Regions from separate parts of the Homo sapiens genome. Here regions 2 and 3 are each linked to region 1. Evidence: chromatin contacts called from ENCODE Hi-C or POLR2A ChIA-PET data. All regions are on one chromosome and are shown on one strand. Each heading gives the region's core, a stretch centred on a gene start or an enhancer-like site at or near the end of the contact. The rest is flanking DNA. Distances are from core to core; before and after follow the strand shown. Region 1 holds the start of POMGNT2 (protein O-linked mannose N-acetylglucosaminyltransferase 2 (beta 1,4-)). Region 2 overlaps ANO10 (anoctamin 10). Region 3 overlaps ANO10 (anoctamin 10).

Region 1 (3,899 bases), core at 1,015-3,514:
TTTTATCACATGTGTAGATTTGTGTAACCACTACCACAATCAAGACAAAGAACTATTTCATCAGTACAAAGGCTTCCCTTCTGTTACCCTTATATATTCACACCTACACCCTGTCTTCAACCTCTGACAACCACTAATATTTTCTCCATCTCTATAGTTTTGTCATTTCAAGAATGTTATACAAATGGCAACCAGAGTATGTAACCTTTTGAGACTGACTTTTTTTCACCCAGCATAATGCCCAAGTTGTGGCATGTGTCAATTGTGCCTTTCTATTGTTGAATGATATTCTTTATATAGATGTAATCACAGTTTATTTAACCATTCACCTATCGAGGGGCATTTTGTTTGTTGACAGTTTTTGACAATTACAAATAAAGAAAGTAGGAACAATTGTGTACAAGTTTGTGTGTTAACATAAGTTTCCATTTCTCTGGAATAGATGCTCAGGAGTGTGATTGATGAGTCATATGGGAAGCATATGTTTAGTTTTTTAAAAGAAACTACCATGATATACCCATCTGTGAGTAATATATGAGAGATCCAGTTCTGTGCATACTCACCAGCATTTGCTATTTTATTTTTTAAGCTGTTTTGTAGTTGTTGTTGTTGTTTGTTTGTTTTTGAGATGGAGTCTTGCTCTGTAGCCCAGACTGGAGTGCAGTGGCGCGATCTCGGTTCACTGCAACCTCCGCCTCCTGGGTTCAAGTGATTCTCCCCTGCCTCAGCCTCCTGAGTAGCCGGGTTTACAGACGCGCACCAACACATCCAGCTAATTTTTGTATTTTTAGTAGAGACGAGGTTTCACCATGTTGGCCAGGCTGGTCTTGAACTCCTGACCTCGTGATTCGCCAGCCATGGCCTCCCAAAGTGCTGGCATTACAGGCATGAGCCACCGCGCCCTGCCTTTTTAAGCTGTTTTAAATAGGTGTATGGTGATATCTCAGCATAGTCTTAATTTGCATTTCCTTTATGGCTAGTGATGAACATCTGTCCTTATTTGCCATCTGTATAACTACTTTGGTAAAATATATATTAATGTCTTCTGTATATTTAAAAACTTATGATCCAGGATACAGTTTATCTTAATATATATACCAAGGTTGCTTGAAAAGAATGTGTATTCTGTTGGTGGGTGAAGTATTATGTAAATATCAATTAGATTAGGATGGTATTAGTGTTGATCTTTTCTATATCCTTGCTGACTTTCTGTCTAGTGTTCTATCAGTTGTTGAGAGAGGGATGCTGAAGTTTCCAATTACAGTTGCAGAGTTGTCTATTTCTAATTATGGTTCTATCATTTGATTTATTTATGTTAAGGCTATGTCGTTAGGTGTATCCACATTTAGAATTATGTCTTCTTGGTGAATTGAACCTTTTATCATTATATAATTATCCCTTTTTTATTCTTGGTAATTTTCCTTGCTGTCAATTCTACTCTCTCTGAAAGTAATATCACCACTTCAGCCTTTCAGTTTATTATCATCTAAACAACACTATTCAGCCTTTGCAGTCATCCACAATTATTAGAATTTCTTGGTTAGAGGCTTTTGACTACATGTTTTTAAAGGTTTTTGGCTGTATTGACAAATTGCCCTGCAAAAATTTACCAACTTAATACCTTAACATTTGGGCTAATTTAAAATAATCATAAATTAAAGTCAGGGCTTTCCCAATTTGATAGGTAGAAATCTTATAACTCTATGGAGGTGGAGTTGGTGGTGGTAGGTGCATCTCTAGATGACTTAAGTTCAAAAAAAGTCAAGAGATCTAAAAAAGAAGTCAAAAGATCTAAAATTCATAACTCAAGAAATAGGGGCATATGTATATTCGGAGAATCCGCGGGAATGCCAGATGCCACAGCCATAAGTAGCTGCCCTTGAGGACTGGACAGCCAGGACTGGACGGTGGGATAAGGTGACAGCTGGTTAATGGAATGGTGCCGCAGAGGACTGGTGCTTTTGTAAGTTCTCTGTAGCATTACAATTTTTAAAAGCATGTAAACGTATTAATTACCTTGACTTTACAATGACATTTGGTTGTTGGTTAAACTTGCATTTAAATTTATTATCAGAACTGCCATAACTGTGTAATCCTAACACTAAGTAAAACTCAGCCTCTCGGCGCAAATTATCACTCCCAACATTCCGCAGGCTGGTGGCGGCGCGGGCTGTCCTCGTACGCAAAACTACACCTCCCAGGATTCCGCGAGCCAAGGTTGTGGCCGGGGCCAGGGCAACCGAACTCGCGGCTCTGCGCAGGCGCACAGGCTCCGCGCCGGGCTCGCCCGCCGGGCAGGCGCACGGCGGACACCTGCGAGCCTGGAGGTGGCGGTCGCTGCGAACCCGGCGGCGCGGCCAAACCTGTGCTGGCTGCCTGGGCCTTCTGGGCCTCCTGGGCCAGAAGCTGGCGCTGGGGGCGGCGGCGGGGTGGGAAAGCGGCGCCGCCGTGGGGCCTCCTGGACGCGTCGGCGGAGGTGGCTTCGTCCCGCGGAGTCCAGGCTTCAGGTAAGACGCGCGCGCGCTTGGGGCTGGAGCGGACTCCGACACCCGCCTGGGACTTGAAGTGGAGGTGTCGAACCCTCGGCCCCCTGGAGGGGACGACGCGGTGCTGGGCCCCGGGGTGAGGGGGAGGTTCTAGGACGCCTTCGGGATCCAGGAGAGTTTGCAGAACTGAGGGGTGACGTGTGAAGCGAGCTGAGGGAGGCGCGGGAGGTGGGCGGGGCGGGGGTGGACCCTCAGGGTCGGGGGCCGGGGATTGGGGGTCGGGGGCCGGGGGCCGGGGACCTGGGCAACGCCCTGGGGCTTGCCAGTTCGAGCCCTCAGCTCGTGGCAGGCACTGGCGTCGGGTCCTCAGGCCCTTTTGCTTTGGGAGGTGATGGGTGGTGCACATTTGGCGGGGGTGGTGGGGAGCCACGCGAGGTGCGCGGAGCGGGCCTGGGCCTCCCCAACTGCCTTTGAAGGCAGAACCCCGGCAGGCCTGCAGCTGATTCCTGGGCGCTTTGGGGGCCAGTAGGGCACCTACCATGTGTGTCCGGTGGTAAGAGCTTGCCACGGCCTGCTTGGCAGTGCCAGAGTAGCCTCTGAAGAAGGAACCCAGTGAACTCCTGACTCCATGTGTGTGTTTAGGAACCCGTCTCCAGCTCACTGATGGGAACTCTCTGCTAAAGTATGTGACCGTCAGGCCAGAGTCTTGCACCAGGTGCAGGGCGACCAGTGTCTGCCTACTTTATTGCCAGCCAACACTTAGAGCGTACTCTTGGGAGAAGCAAGGCTCCGCGTGGAAAAGGATGACTTCAGGGTTATGGGGCGAGCTTGATAGGACTTAGTAGCTAAGAGCATAGACAGAGGAGGTTTCATTCACCAAATGTTTACTACAATATGTGCCCCGCCTTCAAATCTTGGTTCTCGGCTACTAGCGGTGTGCGTTTAAGCAAGTCACTTATCCTCTCTTAGCCTCTGTTTCTTTCTCTGTGAAGTGGAGATGAAAGTACAGTGCCTTTATCACGGGGTTGCAGTGGGGATGAAATAGTGCCAGGCAAGTCCTCAGCCCAGTATGTCTAACAGTAAGTGTGTGGCAAATATCAGCAGTCGTGGTGACTAACGACAGAAAGTGTTAGAGGTGCTTGGAGTCCAGGTTCATCTTTAATGGTACTAGCTGCCCTCTCTGGCTCTCATGAATCTTGCAGATCTTCCAGCTCATCCTTTCAATATTAATTTTGAGGAATCTCAGTCCCTGCAGAGCTAGGAAAGAGCATAGGTCCCCTCATCCCCAGGGGTGGTCAGCACGTTCCTTCCTGAGCCTTGGGCCCCTGCGAGAACGAGAAGGAGAGTGGAGATCTTCAGCAGAAAGGAGGGCATGGTGCTGGTGGCTGGGCCCACCGTGGCCATGTAAGCATG
Region 2 (3,899 bases), core at 656-3,155, 370 kb before region 1:
TTAACCATTTGGTAATTAACTTTTCTCCTACTTAGTCTATCCACTTAGAAATGTCTGCAGCCTTCAACTTTCCTTTTTCCCTCCCTCCTTTCCTTCCTTTCAAAAAGCTCTCTTCAGGGCAGATGTACCAATCACATTTCATTAGAGGTCTTTACTTCTCTGGTTCTTTTTTATTGTTGAGTACTGTGAATTTGGTAATTTTTCATAGATTATTGAACTTTAGATTGACCAACTTCTGAATTAATAAATATATCAAAGTTTAATATTTATTTTTTATTTCTAACTTCACCTACTTGAAAAAGAAAGCAACAACAATGTTTAAAATGTAAATAGGATAATTAGGTATAGAAACTTTCAGAGAACATCTGGGATAACAGGGACTGTGTGTTTTTACCACATGAGACATGATACAGCTTTTATACAATTAGGCCTTAATGCTTGCTCTTATATTTTCATGTTAGCACGAGTGAAAAGGAAAAGGTAGTGCCTCTTTTCTGTTATTAAACAAAAGGATCAGGGAACCTTGATTAACACAATAATCTATGCACGAGTGAAAAGGAAAAGGTAGTGCCTCTTTTCTGTTATTAAACAAAAGGATCAGGGAACCTTGATTAACACAATAATCTATGTCCTCAAGGATAGTTTTAGAAAACCATTCAGATGGTTCACTATAGTTTCTAAAGTGCCCTAACTTGTGGAGGCATTTCTGTAGGGGGCTATAATATTATAAAACAGGTACTTGGGTTTGCTTTTAGATGCTCTAACCTTAAAATGGAGACAATTTGGAAGTCTAAGGATATATCAGACTTTTTAAAAACTATTTGACTTCTCAAGCTTTTGCCAAATGTTTGATCACAGTCAATTTATTATTGAATTATCTGCTACATATGTATGGTGTGAATAATCTGTGTTTGAAAATGAGAAAAATTGTACTGTGTCAAATATGAATACTACATAGGAGTGAGAGCTAAGCATTAATGTAAATTAATTACTTGTGCCAAAGACTTCTCCCCACTAGGAGGACAGCCTGTGTTAGCACAAGCATAAACCATCAGAGTAGACAGAGCCACTATTTTTCTGATTGTGATGATGTTGGAATTTCTCACTCACACATAGTCACTACAGTGAAATGAAAAAAGCATGGGTCCTGGAGTCAGACAGCTAAGATCCTGGCTTCAGATCTCACTAGCTAGGGGAAGTTACTTTCCAGACCTTAATTTCTTAATCTATAAAATGGGTGGTTAAAGTCCCTACTTTAAAGGGTTTGTTAGGATTGGGCTTTTCATTTATAAAACACATAGCACAGTGGTGAGGTCATAATAGATGGCTGCTGTTTTTTAGGTTGCTGATTTCAGAATTATCATTTTGCATAGAAGAGGCAACTTTGACAAGGACATTTTAAGGCATCTGTTCTGACTAACCCCAACTTCCATCTCCAGAACCTCACTCCATGTGGCTTGTATAGACAGCTCACTAACTCTGTGACCTTGGCCAGGATACGTAACCTCTCTGATCCTCAGTTTCCTTATCTGTCAAATGGGAATAAATGTAGTTTCTGCCTCATAGGGCTGTTGTGAGCATTAAATGAGTAAATATATGAAAAGCACTTAGAATAGGGCCTGGCACAAGGTAAGCATTGTGGTAAAGTGTGAACTGAAAAAACAGAGACTACTTCCTTAGAGATGGGCCATTGGGAAATCACTTCTCAACATTCCTCCCTCACTCCCTATGTGTGCCTCTGGTGTGCAGGTTGGCGGGCCCCTGCCAAAGTCAAAGAGGTCTGTCCAATTGTAAGTGATAATGGCTCTTTTTTCTGCCCGTAATGAGCAACAGGCACCTTCTATGTTAAGATTATGCCTTGCCCAAACAGGAAGGCCACGTCACCTTCGCGTCTTCCTGTGTGCTATTGTGTGTGAACACACCCAAGGTCGACTGACAGTATAGGGGATGTTAGAACATTTAAGATGAGGGGTAATTTGTCATCAGGCTATTCCCTCCTGCTCTGAGCTTACCACAAGTACAGTATTATGGTCCAGGATCCAAGGAAGCATTACGAGTTTTAGATCTGTGCTCAGATTGTTCCGTTTGATTTGCAAATGACTTTTATGCAATGACATTTTGATTTAGCACTTAAAATATAACACGTCAGCTGTTATTAACAATTATCTTAATAAAATGAAATGGAAGGTAATAGATGGAGTACGTCTTGCTTCATTTTCTGTCCATACCACTTAGGACAGTCCCTAGCATATGGTAGATGCTCAGTAAATGTTTGTTTGAGTAAGTAATTTATAAATTATTTTCATATTCATTAATAAAAAGGGAGAGGTGGTACATCTTTTTTGTGCATCTGCCTAAGTTTTATCCACTACAATACCTTTGATATTATTCTAGCTTTTCTTAACAGTTACAATAATACTGTATCTTCTCAACATCATATCATCTCAATATGCTGATCAGTTTTAATTTGAGGGATAATGAAAGATTTCTCTATTTGTAAACCAGTAGATAAATAACAGGGCTTGTCTCTAGGGAGAATACTGAAAGATGGTAGAGGGGTGCAGAGCAGGAATGGATGGAAGATCTTTTCTGTATATTCTTTGTCTTTATTTTTTAAAACTATGTATACACATTACTTTCTCAAATAAAAGAAATTTTACCCATGGTAAAAGAAAAAAAAACTCTTGTATCTGCCCACTGTGGAGATCTGCCTGCATTGAATAGTACAGGGAAATTACTTATTGATCGGCAAATTGCTTATTGATTGGCAAGGTTTGCTATGTTTTCTTTCTTCTTTCAAAATACATGCTATGGTCATGCATGAATTCGGGGATAGTCTTCATTTTCTTTGAGCAGTTACTCTTAGGCTATCTCATTATTTTAATGTTTATTAGTGGTATAGCTTGCTCATACTAAGTTCCACAAAGTGATCTAACTCAAGATTTCTTGGGAAGATGGTGAAGTAAGGGAAAAAACCGATAAAAACTACAAAGAAAAAGGAAAGTAAGGAGAAAACTCCATAAACCAAGAAAAGGAAAAGGAGAAAACAGGGAGCTGGCAGGGAAGTGGTGTCCGTTGCATTCTACAGGTGTTGAGAAGTTTTTATCTGATATAACATGAAGGACAGACCAACTTCAGGAAGACACCAAGAACCAGCCAATGTCTTCCCTTCCTGAGACAATTGGTGGGATGACATGAGAAATGAATTTAACAAATGCTAGTAGACCACTACAGACCCCACTAATTGGAGATCAAAAGCAGGCCTAGAAGAGGTAGAGACTCTTTCTACCTTAGGATTCAGTAACATTCACAGAATGGGTACATGGATATCACCAAGATAAACTGAAAACTTGGGGGCAACCTTCAGGTCTACCAACAATTATTTTTTGGAATTTTCTTCTGTTCCCCTTTGGTTTTTATTTAGACATGATTAAATACATGATAATTTTAGGGGGAAAGTAGATAAGCTAACAGAAAAAAATACTGTAAAACCCAGAAAAAAATACTGTAAAACTAGTTAACATTATAAAATGACAATATGAGCAAACAGTGTATCAAAATATATGATTCTGAAGTAAATCACATAGAATAAATATGAGATAATGGCCATGGACATTTTTGAAGAAAATAAAGCCACAATAACTGAAAAATTATGATAATGGCACCAGAATAAATAGATAAATAGAACAGATCATAAATTCCATGAACTGTCAAAAGTATAGATACATACAAATTTGTAGGCCAGGTGTGGTGGTTCACACCTGTAATCCCAGCACTTTGGGAGGCTGAAGTGGGCAGATCACTCGAGGTCAGGAGTTCAAGACCAGCCTGGCCAACATGGTGAAACCCCATCTCTACTAAAAAATAAAAAAAACTTTGCCAGGTGTGGTAGCACATGC
Region 3 (3,899 bases), core at 656-3,155, 270 kb before region 1:
GAATATCTTTTTCCACCCCTTTACCTTAAGTTTATGTGAGTTCTTATGTGTCAGGTGAGTCTCCTGAAGGCAGCAGCAGATACTTGGTTGGTGAATTCTTTTCCCTTCTGCCATTCTGTATCTTTTAAGTGAAGCATTTAGGCCATTTACATTCAACATTAGTGACATGGGTTGACCATGTCCTGGCCCAGATCTCATCTTGAATTGTAGTTTCCATAATCCCCATGTGTCATGGGAGGGCCCAGTGGGAGCTGTTTTAATCATGGGGGCGGTTACCCTCATGCTGTTCTTCTCATGGTGGCGGGTGAGTTCTCATGAGATCTGATGGTTTTATAAGGGGCTTGTACCCCTTTGCTCGGCGCTTCTCTCTCCTGCCACCATGTGAAGAAGGACGTATTTGCTTCCCCTTCCGCCATGATTGTATGTTTCCTGGGCCATGCGTAAATGTGAGTTAATTAAACCTCTTTTCTTTGTAAATTATCCAGTCTTGGGCACTTCTTCATAGCAGCGTGAGAACGGATTAATACAGTTAGTATTGAGATGTGAGGTACTATTCTATTCAACATGCTATTTGTTGCCTGAATGCCTTGTTTTTTTCATTGTGGTGGTGTTTTATAGGTCCTGTGAGATTTATACTTTAAGGAGGTTCTATTTTGGTGTATTTTGAGGATTTGTTTCAAGATTTAGAGCTCCTTTTAGCAGTTTTTATAGTGCTGGCTTGGTAGTGGCGAATTCTCTCAGCATTTGTTTGTCTGAAAAAGACTGTATCTTTCCTTCATTTATGAAGCTTAGTTTCGGTAGACACAAAATTCTTGGCCAATTGTTTTGTTTAAGGAGGCTAAAGATAGGACCCCAATCCCTTCTAGCTTGTAGGGTTTCTGATGAGAAATCTGCTGTTAATCTGATAGGTTAATCTGATAGGTTCCTTTGTAGGTTACCTGATGTATTTGCCTCCCAGCTCTTAAGATTCTTTCCTTCATCTTGACCTTAGATAGCCTGATGACTATGTCCCTAAGTGATAATCTTTTTGTGATGTATTTCCCAGGTGTTCTTTGAGCTTCTTGTATTTGGATGTTAGATTTCTAGCAATGCTGGAGAAGTTTTCCTCAATTATTCCCTCAAATATGTTTTCCAAACTTTTAGATTTCTCTTCTTCCTTGAGAACACCAATTATTCTTAGGTTTGGTTGTTTAACATAATCCCAAACTTCTCGGAGGCTTTGTTAATTTTTTTAAATTCTTTTTCTTTGTCAGATGGGGTTAATTTGAAAGCCTTGTCTTTGAGCTCTGAAATTCTGTCTTCTGTTGGTTCGATTCTGTTGCTGAGACTTCCAGTGCATTTTGCAGTTCTCTAAGTGCATCCTTAATTTCCAGAAGTTGTGATGGTTTTTTATTTATGCTATCTATTTCACTGGAGATTTTTCCATTCATATCCTGCATCATTTTGTTTTTTATTTATTTAAGTTGGACTTCGCCTTTCTCTGGTGCCTCCTTGATTGGCTTAATAGTCAACCTTCTGAATTCTTTTTCTGGCAATTCAGAGATTTGATCTTGGTTTGGATCCATTGCTGGTGAGCTAGTGTGATCTTTTGGGGGTGTTAAACAACCTTGCCTCTGCTGTATCACACAGGTCATCAGGGAAGTTGGGGAAAGCTGGCAGCCACAGCCCTCACCCAGCTCCTATGCAGCCCACAGCCCAAAAGGCCAGTCTCCCTCCCACCGTGCCCCCACAACAGCGCTGAGTTTATTTCCAGGGCTGAGAACTTTCTCTAGGCTACATGCCTCCCAGCTGAGAAAGCAAGCAGACTCACAGTTCCTGGCTGTCCCACAGAGCCTGGAGGCAGTCCATCTCCTTTAAAGGGTCTGTGGATTCTCTTGGCTTTCCTGGTATGTTCCTGCAGTAGTTCTTGGAGCAAAAGTTCACGATGTGGGCCTCCACACACTGCTCTGTTTGCCTGAGTGGAAGCTGCAAGTTAGTCCTTCCTTCTATTTGCCATTTTCAGGTTCAGGGCTCACTCCTCACTTCTTCTAAGTTCTCCAATTGCAAAAGCACATTCAATATTTTTAATAAAAAACATATGCTTTAAATATTATCCAATTAATTACTAACAGTACCCGACTAAAATATGTAACCTGGAGGAAAAAGAAAGACAGTCTGTTGGTAGTTCAGTGCTGTATGTATCCCAAGATGTGTTTTGATGGCCTTTTGTCACCAACTGGGACAGCATTGTGTCACTTGAGTTCTAGATTTGCGAAAATATTGACTGGCTGCCGTGTGTGCTCAGGATCCTGTAGCATAGCAGTGAGGAATGTTCAATGATGTTTTCATCAACCTGTATTTAGTGATCAGTATTGGTTACAGGGACTGCCACTCAGGAAGGGATATAGGTAATGGAAAATTAAAGTGAAATGAAAGGTGTTGGGAAGAAGCAGTAATTAATCCTGCTTGTTGAGGTTTCTAGGTGGGAATGAGTAAAAATTAACTTTTCTGAGGGAAAATGATGTCAAGTGAATAAAGGCTAGAATCCCTGCCTAACACTTACTGTGTTGTTCCTACACAAAAATCAAGCATAGTCAAGTCAACCATCCCTGGCTCCAGCTTTACCCAGGCTCTATAGAAGGGGTGCCTAGTGCCTGCAATTCTGATGACTCACAGCCGTCATCACCCAGGGGTAGCCCTTCTCAACTGGCCAGGAACAGGGCCCTGCTCTGGGGGGAAGGGTACATGGTAATCTCTTGTACAGTGAGGGGATATAGAGTTTTAAAAATCATAATGTTGTAATTATCAATTTTGTTTTACTCATAATAGTAATATTGAAATTTTAAATGACATTATAGAAGATATAGATATTTGCATTTATCAAAGGGCCATACAGTGTTCAGATGTGGGGAAAACTGCCCTGGGAAAGATTGTAAAGGTGATGGGAAACATTTATACTTTCTCTGCGGTCTGCAGTTGTGGCTGCATTTCATAAGGATCTGTTTTCACCTTGGTGATGGCCTTAGTGTTTCTTAAGAATGGAACCAATCCCCTCTGCCACCACCAGGGGTCCTTTGATGCCTGGGTGCCTCCTTTACCTTCCTAGGTGTGCAGAAAGTGGGTGCAGAGCTTTTCTGGGCAGAGAAGGAGCTCACCCTTTGGCAGCTGCTCCTACTCATCCCACTTTCACTTTCCTTGTGGCCACTGGCAGTGTTTTCTTAGATTAAAGGTTGTTCTCCCTTTATAGTTAAGAGTAATATTTACTAAGTTGTGTTGAAACTGATGTGGGCAGTGGACTGTCTCCTGCATTTCATTTAGTAGGCTCTTACTTCATCCTTTAACTTTCTAAACTGAGTTTCTTTCTCATGCGACAGTGAAATTGTGTCCCCTCATACTCCATGAGTCGGGACTGCAGTGGGAGGCTGGACACTGGATTACCTCTGATCACCAAGGCATCTTTTCTCAGATGGCCACCACTGTGCCACCCCAGTTCAGGGTCCTTTTAGAGACTCTTTGATTTCTAGAGTGTTTATTCCTATTCTTTGGGCTTTTAAACTTTTGTGTCATTCCTTGATCTAACCAAACTGTCAAGGCTTCAATTCCTGGATCTGTAAATGTCACCTAGCCATGGCTTTCACTGAAGGAGCCTGCGGGGGTTTCTTTGGAACAGCCACTTGTGCTTGGTGTCCACTGGCCTGGCCACGCCTCCTCTTCTGGCCTGAACCTGAGCCCTGGCTCTCTAGCTATCAACATGGAACCTCAGATCAAAGATGAGGGCTGGCTAGATGGTCATCTTGGCCTTGGATGGTCACAGACCTCTCTGGGTCTTATCTCCCAAGGGCCCCAGGTGACCTGTATGACAACATAGGGGGTTCTCTGGCTTGTGAAAGAACAATGCTGCCGCCCTCCTTGGCTCCAAG

Evidence for each region. A loop is a pair of places that touch in the nucleus more often than their neighbours do. ChIA-PET counts read pairs that join two places held with the same protein, here RNA polymerase II (POLR2A). Pooled maps may share reads with other maps.
Region 2: a map of naive thymus-derived CD4-positive, alpha-beta T cell shows a loop between it and region 1 (13-fold over the local background). The contact joins the enhancer-like site here to the promoter of POMGNT2 in region 1. A Hi-C loop is called at or near these places in 2 of 168 maps with a recorded cell type or tissue (PC-3 and naive thymus-derived CD4-positive, alpha-beta T cell) and 4 of 50 pooled maps. POLR2A ChIA-PET finds 5 or more read pairs at or near these places in 1 of 52 experiments (activated naive CD4-positive, alpha-beta T cell).
Region 3: a loop to region 1 is called in a map of naive thymus-derived CD4-positive, alpha-beta T cell, with 4 times the contacts of the local background. The contact joins the enhancer-like site here to the promoter of POMGNT2 in region 1. A Hi-C loop is called at or near these places in 1 of 168 maps with a recorded cell type or tissue (naive thymus-derived CD4-positive, alpha-beta T cell), 1 of 37 single-sample maps with no recorded cell type and 11 of 50 pooled maps. POLR2A ChIA-PET finds 5 or more read pairs at or near these places in 1 of 52 experiments (WTC11).

Annotation. Positions count from the first base shown.
Region 1 is chr3:43,104,444-43,108,342 of GRCh38, reverse strand. It overlaps POMGNT2 (protein O-linked mannose N-acetylglucosaminyltransferase 2 (beta 1,4-)), which reads left to right and starts at 2,264. Exons shown (of 2, transcript NM_032806.6): 1 at 2,264-2,507. RefSeq lists a silencer at 2,177-2,496.
Region 2 is chr3:43,475,742-43,479,640 of GRCh38, reverse strand. The region is part of intron 11 of ANO10 (anoctamin 10); the gene reads left to right. Among named protein-coding and RNA genes, the nearest start is that of SNRK-AS1, 130 kb to the right of the region's middle. RefSeq lists an enhancer at 322-894. Within about 2 kb of position 1,905, at least 10 of the 41 ENCODE cell types and tissues checked have a DNase peak (open chromatin) inside an H3K27ac peak, as active enhancers do.
Region 3 is chr3:43,377,482-43,381,380 of GRCh38, reverse strand. All of the region lies in intron 12 of ANO10 (anoctamin 10), which reads left to right. Among named protein-coding and RNA genes, the nearest start is that of SNRK-AS1, 27 kb to the right of the region's middle. RefSeq lists a silencer at 2,910-3,204. Within about 2 kb of position 1,905, at least 7 of the 41 ENCODE cell types and tissues checked have a DNase peak (open chromatin) inside an H3K27ac peak, as active enhancers do.